2 separate regions of the Homo sapiens genome follow, and region 2 is linked to region 1. A link is an interaction called in ENCODE POLR2A ChIA-PET data of the cell type or tissue named here. Cell type or tissue: B cell. All regions are shown on one strand. Each heading gives the region's core, and the rest is flanking DNA. Links, peaks and the distances in the headings are about the cores only.

Region 1 (10,323 bases), core at 1,850-6,849:
CTGTAATGGGGTGGTTCTTCAGGGGTCCCCAGCTGGGGTGGGAGTGCCATCCTTGATGCCTGCACGCTGGCCTGTCATTGGGTGCAGCCCACCCTGTGAGGCTGATGTGACCTGGGCTTCCCCTGGGGAAATCCTGGAGGGGACTTCCAGCTGGGGACTATCTTCCAGCAGCACTCCCAGCCACTGGGAAGGAGGTCCTTCATTCCTGAAGGGGATCTAAGCATCCTGACACAGCACCCACTGTGATGGTGTGTGGAGTTCTGTTGCTGTCTAAGCAGGCCATGTTAGCAATCTTGATAGAAACAGCCAACACTTTCTGAGCACTTACAACACCAAGTGCTTAGCACAGTGCTGGCACCTACCATTGAACCTTGATGACAGACAGCCATAGGTGAACCGAGCTGCCCAGAGTCTCACACTGGTGAAAGCAGAGCTGGGACGTAAACCCAGCCTGTCTGACCTGGAGCTCAGGCTCTTACACTCTGCAAGCATTGTGCAAGGTAACTGGTTAAAGCGGAGGAGCTGGTCATTTTAAGGGTTTGGTATTTCCTCATTTTCTGTCCTTCTCCACAACAGCCTTCTTGCTGGATGACCGTGCTCCTCCATTTCCACTTGGAGAAATTAAGGCACATAAGTTTGGAATATTGCATAGCAGATTCCTGCAGCCAGACAAGGAGCAGAGCTGTTGTTAAAACCTGGATGCCAGTCGGCACGATGGCTCACACCTGTAATCCCAGCACTTTGGGAGGCCGAGGCGGGTGGATCACCAGAGGTCAGGAGTTCAAGACCAGCCTGGCCAACATGGTGATACCCTGTCTCTACTAAAAATACAAAAATTAGCCGGGTGTGGTGGTGGGTGCCTCCTGAAATCCCAGCCACCCGGGAGGCTGAGGCAGGAGAATCGCTTGAACCCAGGAGGCGGAGGTTGCAGTGAGCCGAGATGGCGCCATTGCACTCCAGCCTGGGCAACAAGAGTGAAACTCCGTCTCACAAAAATATAAAACAAAAACCTGGATGCCTCCCTTGGCCCTGTCCCTCACTTCATTTCCTGGCCTTCCATACGATGATTTGTGCCCAGGGGGAGCGGAGAATGGTGGCTTTCCAATCTTCTCAGAGTCACTTCATTTGCTGTCTAAAAGTTGTTAGAGATGGTCTGGAAAACACTGGGCTGATCGTCAATGGATTTAATCATTAGGAGGGGGAAGTTTGTTGCTTTATCCTTGTAAAAGTCAGATAAGATCTGGGACTTGGCATTAAGTATTGATCCCAAGTGGGGCTGGAGGGGAGGGACAGGGAGGGAAGAGGCAACAAGGTGCTGTCCTTCCAGTTTGCTCTGTTGTTGGCAGGAGGCCGGGGAGTAGACAGCCAGCGGGAGGGAGGAAGGGTGCACTGGCCAGCTCTCTCTCCAGTGTCCCCACAACCTCAGCCCTGATGGAGAAAGTGGAATGCGGGCATGTTGCTTGCTGAAATAATCTCACACTCACCTCCTTATGGGGGAAGGGAACCCTCCCCATTGTGAGGGTCACTGTAGAGGATCCTCAGCTGTCCTTCCCTCCAATTTCAGAGCCCTGGGTTCCTGAGCCCTGCACAGCTGGGTTCCTCCAGGGAAGATCTGGATGGTTGAGGCCTAGTTGAAAGGAGGTGAGGAGTCTCTGAAGCTAATCCCATAGCCTGGTGAGGGAGTGGTTTCTGGCAGAGGACATCCCTGTGGCCTTCATTACCCAGCAGGCCTGCTTGCCCTGGAACATTGCCAGAGGCAAAGGAACAGGAGACACGGGGAGAGAAATAAAGATTAGTGTGATGGATGACTCTTCTGCCAGCAGTTAGCAGTTGCTTATTAAATGCAATGCTAATGGCTTTGGAGAGGAATAACAGCCCTGAGACCCACTGGAAGGGGGTGGGATGGTTTTGTGAGCCCCAGCGAGCACCATCAGTGGCAGGCCTCTTGAACTAAGAGGGTCCTTTCCCAGAGTGGCTGTGGTTTATCCCAGTTCCTGGGCTGGAAAGGTGCAGTGGTTGGGGATCCAGCCAGAGGGAGGAGCATCCAGGCAGGTGGCCGGAGAGCTTGGGTTCTTCCTGGAGCTTGCTCAGTCTCTGTCCCGAAAAGCAGCTGGCCAAAGTTTAAGGTCTTTGTAATTTGCGTAATCGGTTTATTTATTAAAATGGTGCCAGTAAGATGTAACTTAAGCTGTGATAGAAGATAATGCTTTTCTAAGGAGGAAGAACAGCCCTTAATGTTTTGAATACCTGCCAGACACTCACTTTTGAAATTGACCTCTGAAGTCCAGATTGACTCTTTTATGTACGATGTATAAAGATGCCTAAGAATTGCACTGTCATTATTTGTTTATTGGTGTCTATTACTCAAAAAAAAAAAGAGGGCATAGAAAAAAGTTTCACAAAGGTGTAGGTTACATTTTAAAATAATTTAAAGCATTGCTTCACTTGTAGGTGTGGGATGTCAGACATAATGTATGCATGTCCTTCCTAATGAGAGTCTAACATTCTGACTTTATTTACCTAGGGAAGAACGTTGGGACTGTATAAGCTGTACATGTGACTTTGTAGGATGGAGGAATAAGTGTATTTGACAAAAACGATCAGACCCTCTGGCCAGAAAGGGCACAGTCCAAGAAGAAGGGTTGTTGGAGGGAGTAGAAAGTATGATAAGGATGTGTAGAATCACAGCTGGTGATGACACTTTTGCTGATGTGACAGGAGGGCAGCCTGCAAAAGATTGGCTCCCACGCTGCCCTCGTTTGGGGTCTGGAGCAGGATTTGCTGCCTGTCTTCCCTGCTGGCATTTTACCGGTAGTATTTTCCCCACCTCTCAAATCTGCTCTTATCTTTTCACTAATTGTTGATGGTGTTAAGTATCCATCAAATCCTCTCCCAAGTCTGAGATGTGTTAAGGGGTTTATTGGAAGCCTGTAAACCAACAGTTGGTCACTATTGGTATTGATCCTAATTCTGCACCAGGATTAGAAACCACTTGACAAGAAAGCGGACAGTCTGTCATAGACCACCACCAACAGCCAGGGTTCCTGGCCTCCCAGAGCTTTCAGTTTAGTCCGTAGTGTGATGTAACATGCCAGCTGGGTTCTCTTAGGTAAGTTCAGGGTCCTAGATGGGGTTAGGTGAAAATCCAGTTCTCTTTCCAGAGTGGACCATTGTTGGGTGGCAGAGGGTGGGGCGGTGGGCAACTGTTTAAGAAAGACATTGACCAACAGGAATCTGGGAGAGAATGGTGAGAATGGGGTAGAAACTCAATATGATTGAGTCCAAGAGGTCTTGAGGGGAGTGGAGAGCTGTGATGTGGTCATTCATTGCAGCCTTTGGGTACTTGAAGAGTTTCCATTGGAAAAGAGTTCTGTGTAGCCTCAATGTTGGGCACACTTGAGTTAGAACAAGGAAGAATCGCCTAGTCCAACAGTGGCAATAAGAGGACAGCCATTGCCCCTCTGCCAGATTCTCAGAACCCAAGGTTCTGTGCCTCCAGTGGGCTCATTCTAAAGCTGGGACTGTGTGAGGGGGTGGGCATGCTGCGTGCCCACCGTGAGGGGCACACCCGCCTCTTCACTGCCTTGCAGGGCTGTATCCCCAGGCCCTGTAACCTTGCAGCGATGGAGGGCAAAGGAGGGGGTGGGATAAAGAGTCAGCCCACCCTTTGCCATCTTTCAGAGACCAGCCCCGGAGCTGTCTGCACATTTTATTTTCTCGTTAAATAAACACCATTAGCCTTCCTGAGAAATTGGTGCAAACATGACCTCGCAAATAACCAATTAAAAGGGTAGGGTTGAAGGGGAATGTGAATTTGAAAACATGTAGAGGAGGCCATTAAGGATTCCTGTAGAATCTGGCAACATCGATCCAAGACCTTAATTTTATTTCTGACAGGAAAGCAAGGAGTGTGCTTTCATTTTTTTCCCCCGAGTTAACTCAATTCCGGAAGCGCCCATTCCGGCGCTGTCTCTTGAGATATTAATCAACACAGTAGCTTGGTTTCTGTTCACCTGCTCTTCTTTGGAGACACGGAGTAATACAAAGCCCTCAACTTCCTAGCAACAGGGCTGGGGGACAGGGTGCCCGGGGCAAGAGGGAGCTTGCAAAGCCAGGGGGAGTTTGGTACCCAGGATGAGCTGCACTTTTTTAGCCAAAATACAAATCTTAAACTTCTTTCCTTTGGAATAAAAGCCCTGGCACCAAAAGGGTGGTGACCTAATAGGTCTTCCTGCCTCCCCCTGCTGTGGCCCACGGAAGCAGAAAGGGAGTGGGCTCAGGGTCAGCAACTTCACTGACCCAGAAGTGGTTTTTTTGTAGAGAGGGACAATGAATCTTTTGTTTGGTCCTGTTCCCATAGAGGCCCAGGCTCTGACTCTCACAACATGGTTTAAGATCTCGGTGAGGGCAGAGTGTGGAGATCTGAAGAGAAAGGAGCTTTTAGCATGGCAGCTTGATTAAAAGCACCCCCTTTCTTAGCATCACGGCACTGCCAGTGGCCGGAGAGGGCTGGGCCAGGGGTCGCCGCAAGCCCTGGGTGGCTGCCTCCCCGTTGGGACTTAAGGTTCCTAGAGGGGTCCCGGTTATTATGCACCTCTGGACTTCAGCCTCTGTTTTCAGTTTGTGGATCAGAGGGTGTACGCTATCCCATCTGTATCTGTATATCAGCATGGTATGCTGCAAAGAGCTTGAGTTTTAGAGTTGGTCATACTCGGTTTCAGATCCCAGCTTTCCCTTGGGCGTGATCTCAGGCAAGTTACAAGATGTTTTACTCCCTTGTGAAGGTAACACACCCGCTCTGTAAGAGTTAAATGATTCCGCTTGCGAGGTGCCCACTCCCCACTCCCCGCAAGTGGAGAGTGCGGGGCAGCCTGGTTTCTTCCCCCTTCCTCCTTAAGTGAAACCACCTGCTTAACTTCTTTAGGCAAACAAACTAAAATCTGTGTTTGAGTTTTGGGGACCCTAGTCTTGAAAAATAAAACCCTTTCGTGGTTGTTTTTTCCTCTGCTTTGCACACACACATATGCTTGCATGTGCATGGAATATCTTTGAAAGGATGCCTGCAAAATCGGTAACAAGGAGTTAGAACTGCATATTGGTTAAGATCACATGCTCTGAAGTGAGACAAATCTAAGCTCTGGGACTTAATAGCTGTGTGACCTTGGGCAACTTACTTATCTTCTCTGCAACTCAGATTCCTTATCTGTAAAATAGGACATTGGGTTAGCCTGAAGCTTACGTCATTTAATGAGTATAAAGGGTTTGGAACAGTCTCTGCCCATACTAAACACTCAAATATGTTTTATGCACACGTGCATATCATATGCAGATGTACATACATTAAAAACATACATACATAAAAAAGTGTTTGCTCCTTTTTTATGGGGAAGAGAATTAAGCAACCTGAGATACAGAGACGGAGGGAATCTTTTTATTATATACTCATTTACTTTTTGAATTTTTTTTTTTTTTTTGAGACGGAGTCTGGCTCTGTTGCCCAGGCTGGAGTGCAGTGGCGCAATCTTGGCTCGCTGCAATACTTTTTGAATTTTTGTACCTTATGCACTTATTACCTATTCATTTACTTCTTTAGTGTGAGCTTTTAAAATTTATTCCAATTTGAATTGTCAATGCAGTGATAGAACAACGTGAAAGAGACTTTTTGAAAGAAAGAAAATTTACCAGCCGGGCACAGTGGCTCACGGCTGTAATCCCAGCACTTTCGGAGGCCAAGGTGGGCAGATCACTTGAGGTCAGGAGTTCAAGACCAGCCTAGCCAACAGGGTGAAACCCCATCTCTACTGAAAATACAAAAATTAGCCAGGAACGGTGGCACGTGCCTGTAATCCCAGCTACTCAGGAGGCTGAGGCAGGAAAATTGCTTGAACCTGGAGACAGAGGTTGCTTTTTGTTTCCATAAACAGATGATCTGATGGATAGATGAGGATTTTCTTAGTAGTTTCTGCTCTTCCCAGACAACGTGCTATTATTAGAATAGCCAGACTGGCCCTGGTCTGAAAAGAAGCCTGGTTTGCGCCAGTTCATCCAAGACCAGAGGGGAGGAGGGCCAGAACAGGGAGGTCCTCCATCCCAGGAGCTCAAAGTGCTTCGTAATTCAAGTTTAAAAAAAGTTAAAAGCATTTTTCTACCCCAAGTTATGACTAGTAAACACGTGGGGACCTTACACAGCGTGGCAAATGCAGAATCTTCCTCTGCATTCCCATTGTTTATGGCTTAGGAGTCAAGGCAACACCCGGTTAATGATGCTTGTGAAGTGTCTGGGCCATGTGGCAAAGGGATAAGAGCTTAGGTCCAGATTCCCACTGCAGGACTCACTTTCCAGAGCAACCACTAATCAATTGCTGTGTGACCCTGGACAAGTTACTAAATCTCTCTGAACCTCAGTTTTCTCATCTATTAAATGGTGTTAATGTTATTAACTCATGGACTTGGGAAGTTTAAGTGAGATAGTTTATCTGTGTGAAACATCTGATGCTTGGAAGGCTATCTGTAAATGTTAACTTTGTCATTATCATATTAATTATTGTTATTTTACTACTAAGAATACTGTGACTGTCATTACTTCGGGAATGGAGGCTCAGGCTTGCTGATTGGAGAGAATGTTAACACCCTAGATGGCTGCTGGCAGATGCTGTCAAGTTTTCCACCTTGAAGGGTGTTGTGGGCTGAATTTTGTCCTCCAAAAGCATAAGTTGAAGTCCTGACCCCTAAAAGATACCCCCAAAAGAAGTCCTAACCCCAAAAAGATAAGTTGAAATACCTCAGAATGTGACCTTATTTAGAAAGAGGGTCTTTGGAGGTGTAATCGGGTTAAGAGGAGGTCTTAGTGGAGTGAACTGATCTCACCATAGTCCTTATAAGAAGGAACATGTGAAGAGAGAGACACAGGGAGATGGCCACATGACCTCAGAGGCAGGGACAGGGGCAGTGCGGCTGCAAGCCAAGGATTGCTGACCACACCAGAAGCTAAGAGAAGAGCCTGAAACAGATTTTCCCCTGAGCCTTCAAGAGGGCATGGCCTTGCCAACACCTGGATTTCAGATTTCTAGCTTTCAAAACTGAGACAGAATAAGTTTCTGTTGTTTTAAGCTCCCCCCTCCCATTTGTGGTAGCTTGTTATGGCAGCCCTAGGAAAATAATAGGGCAAAGCAGAGTTTCCTGCCCAGTATGTCCCCTTGCTCACTACTGGCCTGCAGTCCTGGTGGTCAGACTTATCCTTCTCGCTCTGTGCCTTGCTAGTCACAACCCCCCTAAGCAAAATGATGTGCAAGAGAAGTTAGAGAAAAGACCTTTCATGCAACTGAGAACACAGCCCCCGAAGCCTGACTTGGTTCACACCTTGCCCAAGTCTAATTTGCCAAAGACCTTGAAAGTGACCTTAGGATGTTAAAGATACATTTTGGTAGAGAGAGAGAGAGAGAGAGAGAGAGACACTTCAAGAAGTCTGAAGTTTACATTTTAATTTAGTGGCCTGCAGGGCTCAGTCATTTCTTTATAAGCCAAGGAATAACCAGTACAGTTATGAGTTGTCAGAATTCCCAACTCCAGCGACACAAACCATACTCATTAGAGTGGCGTTTCTAGCTGGTTCATTCAACTTGGCAATTCAGGGAAATAATCCAGAAAAAGAACGAAAGGAAGAAAAGGAAGGAATTCAGGAGAGCTCATGTGTATGACAACATGCACCCTGGCATCCCTATATACCTGCCTCCTTTCTATCCTGAAAAAAAATAAGAAAACAGCAAGACAACACTGAACTTCAAAAGCTGCCAAACAGACTTCTTTATTTCTTTATGTTGTCCCAGAAGCTCTTTCAGGCAGGAACATTTGCCAATTCAATCCTGGAGTGAATTTTTAAGCTAAATTAATGCAGTTGGGGGTCAAAATGGCAACACCTACAGGTCTTCAGTTGTAAGGACACCGGTGGGCACAGCAGTAATTGATCATTATAGCACTCATGTGGATGTGCTTCTCTTAATCCCCTGGTTTGGTTGGCAAACCAAGTAGTGTATAAAAATCACTGCCATGATTTTAAAGTGATCAAAGTTGTACACCTTTGAGCACTCCTTACGCATTTGAAATTTCTCCCTCAACTTGCCACCCATCTTGGTATCAGGAAATAACTGAAAGTGCCTTCTTCCCCCTGAATGTGTCCAGCGTTGGTGCCTGCGTTCTAGCACCCTAGGCAAAGCTGGCGCCTCTGCACCAGATCTGCAATGTGCGTACGCAATGCTGACATCCGATTTATTATCTCGGAGGGCTGGGCTGGTTCATGGATGATTCATGACTCTGCTTTCCACTGCCGCTGGAGGTGACATCATCTATTCGGGACCCAGAATAGACACAGGAGCAACAGTGGGCCGTGTTTTGTGTGTCTCTCACCAGCCCTGGGCTCCCTCCCACTTGCCACCCCGCTGCTGGGTGTTCATTGAGTGAGAATGGTGGTGACCCAAGGAGTCCGTCGGAAATGTCTTCTTAGTGGAAGGTCATAAATGTGTTTCAACACTGTTGCACAATAAAGCAGAGAAGGGACCTTTCCCAAAGTTCATCTCTTCCCTTACGTTCTTCTAGTTGGAATTTAGATTTCACTGGCAACCCAAGAGCTGCTTCACTCTGTGGCCGACTTTGATTTTCTCATGTAGAGACAGGGTTGGTTAGGAAAGTCTGGCTGAGATAATTTATCCCACAGCCTTAGCATTGGTCACCCTGCATGATGACTGATTAATGTCATGTTAGATGTTGGAATTGGATCGATGGTTTCCAACCTGGTTGTACACTAAAATCCCCTGGGGAGTTTTTAAGATGTCCTGATGCCTGAGTCCCACCCCAGACCAATTAAGTGAGACTGAAAGATGGAGCCCTGGCATTGGTTATTTTTAACATTTTTCCAGCTGATGCTAATATGCAGTCAGGGCTGGGCACCCCCTGGGTCACATGACCTTCAAGGAGCCTTCCAGCTTTCAAACCCTTTAAAAAGGCAGCACTGCTGACTTGGACCAGGTCTTTGAGCCTGGTCTGTGTCTGGGCAGTCTGGCACGTGTCCTGCTGTTAAGCCCTGGGAGGTGGGGATGCCTCCTTCATGTGGGGCCCTTCGTGGGTGACTAGGTCAGCTCCATCCGTCGTCTGTGCCCATGACTTCTTGTAATTTTCCTTTGTGGCACTTCTCAGTTCTTAATGATTGCTATTTGCTTGATTATTTGATTTGTATCTGTGTCTTCCACTCTCCTCCATGTCCCCTTTGCCCAGCAAATACCATTAATCTATGACAAGAGGGTGGGCACTCACCTTGGTCTCTGTCCTAATTTGCCTGAAAACTGAGAATGGTTCCTACTCAATGCTTCCCATCTCAACTTCCTTTGCTCTAACAAAACGGAGGTGCAGGAGCCCTGTCTGGAGAGGCGTGTAGGAGCTACACCTGTCTTCTGAAGAGGGCCTTGGAGACCTAAAGAAATGATCTGGGAACACTTTTTCCAGCACCCAAGGAAAGAACCCAGCAAACTAATGAGAATTTTTTCTTGCTGGCTTAAGAGGGGGGGAAAATGCCTTTAGTGTTGTTGTAGCTGTTCTTAACAGCTGATTTAGAAGAAACACTGAAAGTATTGGTTTGAATCAAAAACATCAGTCCTGCCTGTAGTTCCGCCTTGGACCCATGCTGCCTGGTTGCAGCCCTGGAAGGCTGGGGGGACGGCACGCTTTAGCCAGGGGTCTGTTGCAGTATTTAAAGTGCCTATGCATTTCTACCCCAGAGGCCAGGTAGAGAGAGGTGTGTGCTTACAGATCGAGTTCTAAATTTCCTCCCCACTTCCAAAATCACTAGTTTTGGCATCTTAAGTCTTCTTTTAATTAAGTTGATTCATTTGCTCTGGAAAGAGTTTTCCTGATTCAGCTAGTATATTTATGTATAAACTACTCTGGAAACACCTGGCAATTTTTCTGAGTGACAATGAGGAGACGTCGTTTGAAAATTATGGTTTAATTTGCTCCCTCCCCCATGCTGTCTTACCTTTTCAAAAATGGGTAAGATTTACAAAAGAAGCTTTGTATTTTGCCCATATGTTTTACAGCAGAGATATGTGTATCAACAATACCTAATAATTTCCCTTCATGTTATTTTTAGAACTCTAGCTTTTAATGGACAATTGAATCATTCCTTGGCAAAGAGGAAATCATCTAATTACATGTTTTTATTTATTATGAATTTGCAGGTAGGCCCCAGAGAGATTGGTGAGCATATATAAAAAGTTAGAATAAACAGCATCTTAATGACTATTTTCAGGAGTGAAAAACTATGTTGTCTCTTTA
Region 2 (10,323 bases), core at 1,857-6,856, 69 kb before region 1:
GTCAGGCGTGGTGGCACGTGCCTATAGTCCCAGCTACTCAGGAGGCTGAGGCAGGAGGATCACTTGAGCCTGGGAGGTCAAGGCTGCAGTGAGCCATGATTGTGCCACTGCACTCCAGCCTGGGCAACGGAGCAAGACCCTATTTCAAAAAACAAAAAGGAAAAGCAGAGGTGTCTTAGAAGCAGAAGTGGATAGGCCACCTTTCTGGAAGGGTCTGGACAGATCTCAAGTAGGGGGTCAGATTGGGGAGAACATGGTTAGATCCATTTCTCTGAGGATGGCTGCAAGCAAGAAGACTGCTGCCTCGTTACGGGGTGTGGGTGTGGGCCAGCCTCTTCAGCTGGAAGGAGGAGATGGGGAGAGGCAGGGCATCCTCCCACGCTGCTGCCCCTTGGGACACTCTTTGGAAGCCTGAGAGTTCCTGGTAGGCCACTCTGTTCCTGTCCCTTCCTCTTTTCTCTGAGATTGGTCCAGTAGGCAGCCTGCAGAGCCTCTGGCTTCAGCTTGGCCAGAAGACGTCTGACCTTACCAAAAAGTCCTTGGTTCTGAGTTGAAAACGGTCCGTCTCCATCGTCAGATATGACAGAGCCCCATGAGCGGTGCCCACCTGGCATGAGATACTGTCGTGAAAGCCTGCACTAGCCTCCCTGTTAAGTGGTGCGGCTTCCTTGCTTCCTGCTGACAGCACTCATCTTATACCTGCCCTGGGAAATGCCCTCGTGTTGGGCCACATGAATGATTCTCAAAGGCAGAAAAACAATTTTTTTTGATGGAACCATCAAGAATAGTTTAAGCATGTGATATTATTATCCTTTTCATTACTGTTGTATTTCTATTTAACATGATTAGATGACTAGTTCTGAAAACCTAAATTAAAGCACAGGCCGGGTGCGGTGGCTCAGGCCTATAATCCCAGTACTTTGAGAAGCCAAGGCGGGTGGATCACTTGAGTCTAGGAGTTCGAGAACAGCCTGAGCAACATGGCAAAACCCCATCTCTACTTAAAGAAAAAAAAACACACAGAGGAGGCATTTTGTTGAGATGAGAGTCAGCTCACATCACATTGCAGACACCTCTCTCAAAGGCAAAGGTCTTCCTGGGCCCCTTTCCCTAACCAGGGAAAATGAGGTAGATCCCTGCCTGGGTTTTTTCAGAAGCTGCTTTGTGTTTTTGTGTTTGTTTTTTCGCCATGAAATAAGTTGCCCTTGGTGTCAAACTGTTGATCTTAGGGGTTGTGGAGTGGAGTGGAGGATGAGGAAGGGGAGAAAGGAGCCCGTTGTATGCCAGGCATTATGCTAATAGTTCTATGTCCTTAATTCAGGCCTTACCCAAAGCCCATGGGAGGGTGGGTGCTGGCCTTCCCTTTTCAGAGGCCACTAGTCTCTGTTGCTGGTAATGTTCTGTGCTCTTAGCCTGAGTGGCCATGCTCTCCTGAATTCCACCCTTCTCTCCACCCACCTTGGTGGGATTGGAACAGCCCAGAAACCCAAACTCTACTTGGCAGCACATCAGGTTTTTATAGGCCCGAGAATGCTGAAGAACATGAAGCTTTATTGCGATGCTTTTAGAGAACGTTAGCTCAGCTCTGAGCCCCGTAGAAGGGTTTCCAAAGTCTATTAGGCGGCAAATGCTTTCATGGCTTTGGAATCATAAGGTTGATTTGAAAAATTGGCACCTAATGGCTTACAACTGTAATAAATTTCCTGAAATTGGACCTCAGAGGGAGACTCGGGTGCACACTCCCCCTGAGGAGTGTGGGCAGCCCTCTCCCCAGCTCGGTGCACACCAGGCTCTGTGAAGGGTGTTGCTCACCGCAGCCTTCAGGAACCAGAGTCCCCCGTAATTAGGGGAGAGGCCCTGTCACTCTTCATTTCTCAATTTGGACCCAACGTTTAGTGGCAATGACTGTGGGGAGGCTTCTGACTGGAATTTCTCCCCACTGGCCTTTAAAAGGCCAGGGCCTGAGAATTCCTGAAAAATTAATGGGGTCTCTGTGGGTTCTTTACACTTGCTGGTAACCTGGCCTCTCCCAGGCCCGCTGTGGCTCCCTGGCATAATAGCTGCTCAGCAGCCGGTCTTTTGTATGCAAATATGACCTAAAGCTGTATGGGAGGCGGCAGTCCATTGTTGCCCAAGACTGTGCGATTTCAAACAGACACGGGCTTTTAAAATATTCCAGACAGATATTGAAAATGTCAGCAGCAGGTTTTTCCCACTTACTTCTTGCCCAGCTCTTTTTTCCTCTCTCCCTCCCCCTGCCACCCACCCCACCATAAAATATAATCAAAAAGCTGGTAAATAATTTAAAGAATTGCCTCAAAGGATTTGCAGACTAGAAAGAGACTCCCTTCTCTGGTTTAAGTTGGGAGAAACTGTTTTCATTTTTTTTCCCCCAAGATATTTAAAATATTCAGGAGTGTCCCACAGGGTCTTGAACTTATAAGTGTCTGCATTTTTCTCACTATACTCTCATCCCCTCTTTTCTTTATTGATTTTTTTAAGGTTGCTGTCGGCAACATTTAGGTCCAACTTTCAAATGAAAATCATATTTCAGTTACTGGTCTTAAGTCAGACCAACTTAAGGTCTGTTTCATTCATCTCAGTTCTGTGCCCCCTGCTCTTTAGTTTAATGAGAGAGTGGAGGGAATCTTGGCTGCTGTGATTTTTCATCCTATTAGCTCTTTCCAAAGGGATCCTTATCTTGTGAGCAGAAGGGAGTGATGTCTTATATGTGGAGTCACTGTGTATCTTTTTAGAGAAACTTAATCATCCCTCCCTACTCACCTTGAGAAGGTCTCTGGGTAGCCAGAAGCTTAGACTAAGATGAGGGTGCACAGATTGGGAAAAAATAAACAAACCTCTTATTGACCAAGCCTCTGTCCCTGAAGACAGGCATTGCTCCTCCTGGGAGAACTGTCAGGTGGGTATGCATTTCTGGATCTCCCAGCAGTCCTGAGGCCAGGAGTCTGGCTGGCCATGTAGAGATGATTGTACCTGGGATATGGTGCATTCTTGAAAAGCATTGGATGGATGGAAAAAAGGAAGAAGTGTGAATGGATGAATAAAGGGAAGAGAAAAGAGGAAGGACAGATGCACGGATAGAAAGATGTAGGCTGGATGTGTAGATAGACGAATGAAAGGAATGGCAGATGGACGGATAGATGATAGATGGATGCATGGATAGACAGAAGGGCAGATGAAGGATGGATGGGCAGATGGATCGATGAAAGGAAGGAAGAACTGATGAAAGATGGCTAGATGGGTGGATGGATGGACAGATGGATAGATGGAAGGAAGGAAAGAGGGATGGTGAGCACCTGGTTTCCCCTTTAGTATTCATTCCCTCCTGCTGTATCCAACCAGAGGGCATTCCCTGGGCCTGCCCCTAGAAGGTGGAGAGGGTGATCCAGGACCTCTAGGACACTGGTCCTAGGGAATCCCGACAGTCTTCCGTGAACATTTACGGATGTCTGTACTGACTGACCCTCCAGGAAGGCCATTCTCATAGCACCCTTTCTCTTTAAAAGCATAGGGTTGCACGTATATGGCCCACCCCCCACCCCTTCTGTCATTCCCCCTCTCCTCTGTGAGGGACCTGCACACTGACAGTCTCTGGCCCATTTTTAGGTATCTGGCAGTCCCCTGCCAGAGCCAGATGTGTCCTCTCTGGGTCCAGCCAACAAAGGTCACCTCCTTGGCTGTGTGGTCTGTCAACTAAAGTCGTTGCCTCAAACCCAGCAATGTCAAGTGTAGTGGATAAGAGCTCAGGCTCTAGAGGCAGATGGGGCTGCGTTTGAATCTCTGGTGCCACCATTTACTGTCTGTTACGTAACCTCTTAGAGCCTTAGTTCCCGCATCTGTAAAATGGAGGAAAGAGTCTCTACTTAAGGGTATTGTGAGAATTCAACGAGACAATGCACACAGAGTCCTTAGAAACAAGCAGTGGCGGCCCAGTACGATGGCTCACACCTGTAATCCCAGCACTTTGGGAGGCCGAGACGGGCAGATCACGAGGTCAGGAGATCAAGTGGCTAACACGGTGAAACCCCGTCTCTACTAAAAATACAAAAAAAATTAGCCGGGTGTGGTGGCGGGCGCCTGTAGTCCCAGCTGCTCAGGAGGCTGAGGCCGGAGAATGGCGTGAAACTGGGAGGCGGAGCTTGCAGTGAGCCAAGATTGCGCCACTGCACTCCAGCCTGGGCAACAGAGCGAGACTCTATCTCAAAAAAAAAAAAAAAAAACAAGCAGTGGCTGGCACATTGTACTCAAACGCAATACATGTAGCATTTATTGTTGTTACTACTGAAAGTTGTGGGACTGACATCTCTTGAAGAAGAGATAGCAAGAATCCTGGCTTCTGAGAGGATCCTCAGGCACACAGCACACTGCTTGCTGAGGTCTTGAGCTGTCATCAGTGCCGGGGGATGCAGTCGGTGTGGTAGAGTGGCTGCCCAGAACGCGGGTCTCTTGGGCCTCATCCGGGCATCCTGTGAGCTCTGTTGTAAAGAGCAGCTGAGGATGGCGAGCGCTGGGGAGATGCTGTAGGGGGCCCGAGAGGAGTCATTAGCTGACCTCTCTCTCCTTGAGACAGAATCTTTTCCCTTCTGCTTTTGTTCTTATAACTGACCCTCTGACAGTTTTTCCTCCCTTGAAAGCAGAGGCCTTGAGTCTCCTCCAGCTGTCAGTTTGCGTGTTCCCCTGGGCATAAACTCCAACACAGGCTGCCCGATACCAGCTCTCACCTTCGTTTCTGCCCTGGAGAAAGGCTGCTTTCAAGTTGGTAAAAGCCTCAGGAGACCATGGCTGGCTCCAAGAGCCTCTTTGTGCTCTGAAATCCAGAACAGCCCTGGCCTTGTTGGCTCAGAGGAGCCTTCCAGAAAAACAGAAGTCCTCGACTTCTGCCTCATCTTCTAGCTCCTGTTCTTTTCTATTTTAAAGCCCTTAAGAAAGGAGGTGCGAAGTCCATGGTCTGTAAGCATAAAGGATTTTTAAACTAAACAAGAAAACCAATTATTTTTCTTAACTGCTTTAGTCCTTCAAATCTTTCACTGTAATGGAGATTTAGAACCCATCACAGTTGGGCTATTATTTCTGTGTAAACAGTGTCATGCCCTATTGCACCAAGCAAACAGTCAATTTTTTCCATTACACTTAGACACAGATGATGAGGGTGCCGAGTCAATGGTCTCCCGAGCAGGTTTTAGTTGATGGGGAGCGCGTGACTGTGGTTGGAGGTGAGGAAAGGGTTAAGGCTTACAGGGGATTTTGGTTCTTACCCAGGGGTCACCTTTTGGCTTCAAAGCTCTGTTAATCTTCAGGCCCTGGCTTGTGAACCTCCTCTATCCAGAGCATGGAGACTGGGGGAGAGAGAAGGGTTGGTGAGAGACTAGAGCTAAAGTGAGAAGGGCAGGAACTGAAAGTTTCTTTCAACTGGTGAGAGAGGGCACATCTCCAGTGTCCCCATCTCCAGAGTCTCCCTTCTTCCAGATGGTTCTGCTTTTGGATCTTCTGAAGTGCACATCTGATTTTGCATTCCACTGCTTGTAGCCCTGGGATAAAATCCAGACAGCTGCATGGCCCACGGGCCCCTGTCCTGTGGTGCCCACCTGGACTTCTTTGCTTCTCCAGCACTAACCCTCTTGTGGACCCCTGATGATGCCATGATGCCTCACGCTCTTTTCCCAGAATATTCTTCCCACCTCTCCCCTTTCTCTGGCTTAATGCCTTTTCATCCTCCAGGACCCAGCTCAGATGCTGCCTCCCCCAGGAAGCCCTTCCCCCACCCCAAGGCTGACTGCGGGCCTGTCAGGTGCTGTCCTGCAGTTCCCCTCTTCTAGCCCATACCCCTCTGTATTGTAACCCTGATCTGTCTTCTCCAGTAAAGTATAAGCTCCTTGAGGGCAGCCTCTCTATCCTCACCAGCTTAGTACTCCCTATGCCTTGCACAGCTTTGACATACAATACCTTCATATTGAAATTTTTATTTATTTATTTTTTTGAGATGGAGTCTTGCTCTGCCACCCAGGCTGGAGTGCAATGGTGTGATCTCAGCTTACTGCAGCCTCCACCTCCTGGGTTCAAGTGATTCTCCTGCCTCAGCTTCCCAAGTAGCTGGGACTACAGGCATGCACCACCATGCCTGGCTAATTTTTGTATTTTTAGTAGAGATGGGGTTTCACTATGTTGGCCAAGCTGGTCTCGAACTCCTGACCTCAGGCGATCTGCCCTCCTGGGCCTCCCAAAGTGCTGGGGTTACAGGCATAAGCCACCTTGCCTGGCCCACACTGAATATAAAATGAATAGATGAGTCCCCCAAAAGCTTCGCCCAGACCTAGCTGGCAGAGTAGGGTAAAAGAATAGTTGACTGTGTGCACTGGGGCGGCATCAGCCTTGCTGTCCACAGCAGGGATGGAGACAGCAGTGCTCCTGGCAGCCAGCAGCTCCTGCGGGTGGAAGGTGGTAAAGCAGTAAAGTGAAGAAGGCGGACCCTGAAGCCAGACTGCCTGGGTTCAAATCCTGGCCCCACCACTGTCACTTGGGCAAGTCGCTTAAACTCTCTGTGCCTCAGTTCCCTTATCTGCAAAATGAGGTTAACAACAGTAGGGCCCTTATGGAGGTTAAGTGACTTGCTAGTAAAGCGAGCAGTTCCTGCTCTGGAGTGGCCACCCCAGGAGGGATGGCTGTTGGCATTCTCTTTATGATGCTTCTGCTCTCTTGGCTCTGCCCAAGGTTGCTTCTGGCCCATCTGAAGACCTTGCTTAGAGCAGAGGTTGGGGACCCCATGTGGCATGTAACCCTGGGGGTGGTGGCTGCCCACCTCACACCCTACCCCCTACTCTTTTGTTTATGCCCCCTGCCTGGCCTCTGAGGCACTTGAGTTTGTGCCTTCTGTATTGACCTTTAGCTCCATCCAAGGTTTCTCGAATCAAGCTGGCTCTGCTAACAGACTCAGCCATCAACCTGCGGCATTTATGGAGCACTTTTTTTTTTTTTTTTTTTTTTTTTTTTTTTCAGATGGAGTCTTGGTCTGTCGCCCAGGCTGGAGTGCAGTGGTACAATCTCGGCTCACTGCAACCTCCGCCTCCTGGGTTCAAGCCATTCTCCTGCCTCAGCCGCCTGAGTAGCTGGGATTACAGGCGGCTGCCACCATGCCCGGCTAATTTTTGTATTTTTAGTAGAGATGGGGCTGGCCAGGCTGGTCTTGAACTTTATGGAGCACTTTCTGTGTACAAGCATCGTACTCACAGGTGACCTGTTGATCATAAATGCCTTAAAGAGTACATTTGAGCTGCTCCCTAATCCCATGAGGTAGGCTGGTATTACTCTTCGTGTTTTCTCCAGATGAAGAAGTCGAGCCAGAGAGTAGCTGAAGGCGTGCAGCTGCAGGAGACCATGCAGCTGTAAGCCCCCACCCCGCCTGCGTGCTGCCCCCAGCCTGGGGCCCTGCTGTTGAGCATTTTTGTTTTCCTCCTCCAGACAAGTACCCTCTCAGCCCTTGACTCTGCAGTAGGCTTCAAGGTCCACTTCTGCCCCAGAGCATCAGCTTTCTGGAAAGCCATCAGCATCTGGAGGAGAGGAGAGGAGAGGGGAGGGGAGGGGAAGAGAGGGGAAATGTCTTCAGCTACAAAATGCCTGGCTCCTTTCTCACTCAGAGGCTTCCTGCCTGAGGAGCTTGTCCTCTAGATTTTGAGGAGCAGAGGGGCTGAGGACGGCAGAGCTGAGATGCAGCTTCTCTCTTGCTGTGGGTGGGCGTGCCCTTGCTGACACAGGGGGCGAGGGTGAGAGGCTCAGCAGGGTGTTGGAGTTGCTGCCGGTTCCTGCCTGTGAGTGGGCCTTGCTTTAAGCAAGGTTGAGAGCCGAAATAATGGATGCCTATGAAAGACAAATTAGGAGGGGATTATCATCTCACAAAAGAAGGCTTCTAAAGTCAACTCACGAACACTCAGAGTGAGAGCTGGTTCATGGACTGCCTGGCAGGCACACCTATGCTCAGTCCAGGGACCGGCCTCCTTGTGGCAGGGGGCAGGGCGAGCTCAGGGGCTGTGGCCCTGCCTGCTTTCCCTAAGGGCTCTTCTGGGGAGGAGCCCTGCAGATCAGATCCCCTTAGTGAAGGAGTAGTGACTGGGGGGTCCCAGAAGACAAAAAACCTAGCCATAGTAGGCAGGGGGAGGGGCAATGCCTTCTGACCCCTAATTGAAGGTGATGGGAAGGGAGGGGGCCAGTGTCCTAGAGACTGGGGACTTCCTTTGGGGCCAACCCCATCTGGGCTCGAATCCTAGCTCTGCTGCCAACTGGCCTCATGACCTTGAGCAAGCCCCTTAATGTTTCTGAGCTTTATTTTGCTCATCTGTAATATGGGGATGATACTAGTGGTAATAATAATAGCTGTTGTTATTGCGTTGCTGTGCGCTGTGTGAAACACTCAGCGTGGATCCTGGTACGTCGTAAACACTATGTGGTGGTGGCTGTTGTTATTTGTCCCGTCACACGGAGCTACCTTCTACCCTGCAGCAAGTTCTGCTTTCCTGAACCTTTTCCCTACTCACAGGGCACACTATCCATCATTGAGTTTTCCCAACAAGCCACTTTTCTTTTCTTTCTTTTTTTTTTTTTGGATGGAGCCTTGCTCTTGTCGCCCAGGCTGGAGTGCAATGGTGTCATCTCGGCTCACTGCAACCTCTGCCTCCCGGGTTCAAGTGATTCCCCTGCCTCAGCCTCCTGAGTAGCTGGGATTACAGGCGCCTGACACCATGTCTAGCTAATTTTTGTACTTTTAGTAGAGACGGGGTTTCACCATGTTGGCCAGGCTGGTCTTGAACTTCTGACCTCAGGTGATCTGCCCGCCTCAGCCTCCCAAAGTGGGATTGCTGGCGTGAGCCACCGCGCCTGGCCTTCCACTTTTCTTTAAATGTCCTTTGAAGCTAACAGGCGGATCACCTTCCCTCCCAGAAGCTCGGGGCTGCCTGCTTGGGGATTTGCCCATGTATTTTGTCTGTAATGCATAATATATATGCGTGTGTGAGTATGTGTGCATAGGTCCCCCCACACGGATGTATATATAACTCATTCCCCAAAGAGAGATTTATTTCAAGGCACAAATGCTTCTAGTTAGCTTCTGTGTGGATCTGATCCAGCCCAGAGCCTTTGCCATGAGTAGAATTCATTGACGGCAAAAAGAAATGAAAACAAACATTCCCTGACATGGGGCATTTCCGTCGGGGGGCCTCTGGGAATTCTCCTCCTCTATTAAAATATCTACCAAATTGGACAGAGAAACTTGGCAGCCACAGCCTGAGCTACTTAATTGTTTCTGTGGGGAGGGTATGGGCAGAAGCTATGCACTGGCCTCTCTTCCGGAACCTTCCTCTCACCACTGAAGTGCAGGAGGATGGGGCTCTTCGAGAACAGAGGATGTTTGGTTGCCCCTGGAATCCAGCTACTACCCACCTTGTCTGGACAGGTGCCGAGGGATGGTGAGGGGAGAGTGCCTGCTCCCTGACCCTCTGCAAGCAGCTCTTTGTAAAGTTTGCAGGGGAAGGTGGCCAGTGGCTGGGAACTCACATTCCTGAGATGGTCTGCAGCCTTCCGCTTAGCCCCAGCAGACTGAATATGAATGTGGTTTTGATCACAACCAGCTGATGGGAGCTGACCCAGACTTATTATGATTTTGCTGTTTTTTTCGGTTTTGTTTTTCCTTCTCCCTCCTCTTCTTTATGGGGAAGATGTTTCTTGAATGAATTTGCTTCAGGGGACAGAGTTCAGGACGGAGGCAGATGAGGGGATATAGGAACTCTCACGCGAAGTTGGGGGTATTTGCTGATCTGCAGCACCCAGGGCTTTTTCCTCCCTCTCTCCTCTTAAAAATGGGCCACCGGTACTGTTTCCTGGGGCCTCTAGATGTGCACTGGTATTCATAGCAGTTGGGTCTAGACGTGCTCATTTATTCAGCATCTCATTTAATCCTTCTGCAAGGTAGTTATAATAATTTTCATTGTACCCATCTGGAAGCTGAGTCCCGGTGAAGTCGAACATCCCCCACAAAATGACAGAGCTTGTAAGTGGCAGAGCTGTTCAACTCATGCAGACCAGGCTCCAAGCCAGGGCTCCTCCACCTCAGCACTACTGACGTTGGGGGCCAGATGATTCTTTGTCGTGGGCACTGTCCTGTGCATTGTAGGAAGTTGCGCAGCATCTCTGGCCTTTACTCACTACCTGCCAATAGCATCCCCCACCCCCAGTCATGACAATCAAAAATGTCTTCAGACATTGCCAAGGTCCCCTGGAAAGCAAAATTGCCCCTGGTTGAGAATCACTACCTGAAAC

The links. ChIA-PET counts read pairs that join two places held together with the same protein. Peaks named below come from ENCODE experiments on the same cell type or tissue, not always from the same donor. Only the 100,000 strongest peaks of a DNase experiment are listed, where the experiment ranks them.
Region 2: POLR2A ChIA-PET joins it to region 1 with 5 read pairs; 5 of 35 experiments call an interaction of 5 or more read pairs at or near these places.

What each region holds. Positions count from the first base shown.
Region 1 is chr17:57,533,727-57,544,049 of GRCh38, forward strand. All of the region lies in intron 7 of MSI2 (musashi RNA binding protein 2), which reads left to right. Among named protein-coding and RNA genes, the nearest start is that of MSI2-AS1, 70 kb to the right of the region's middle. RefSeq lists enhancers at 40-89, 100-289. In B cell, for the core only: no CTCF peak of the experiment used is centred there; a DNase peak (open chromatin) is centred at 3,993; H3K4me3 peaks cover 669 bases; H3K27ac peaks cover 705 bases.
Region 2 is chr17:57,464,298-57,474,620 of GRCh38, forward strand. All of the region lies in intron 6 of MSI2 (musashi RNA binding protein 2), which reads left to right. Among named protein-coding and RNA genes, the nearest start is that of MSI2-AS1, 140 kb to the right of the region's middle. RefSeq lists enhancers at 1,720-1,969, 5,153-5,202, 5,463-5,612, 6,785-7,648, 7,649-8,512. In B cell, for the core only: no CTCF peak of the experiment used is centred there; no DNase peak of the experiment used is centred there.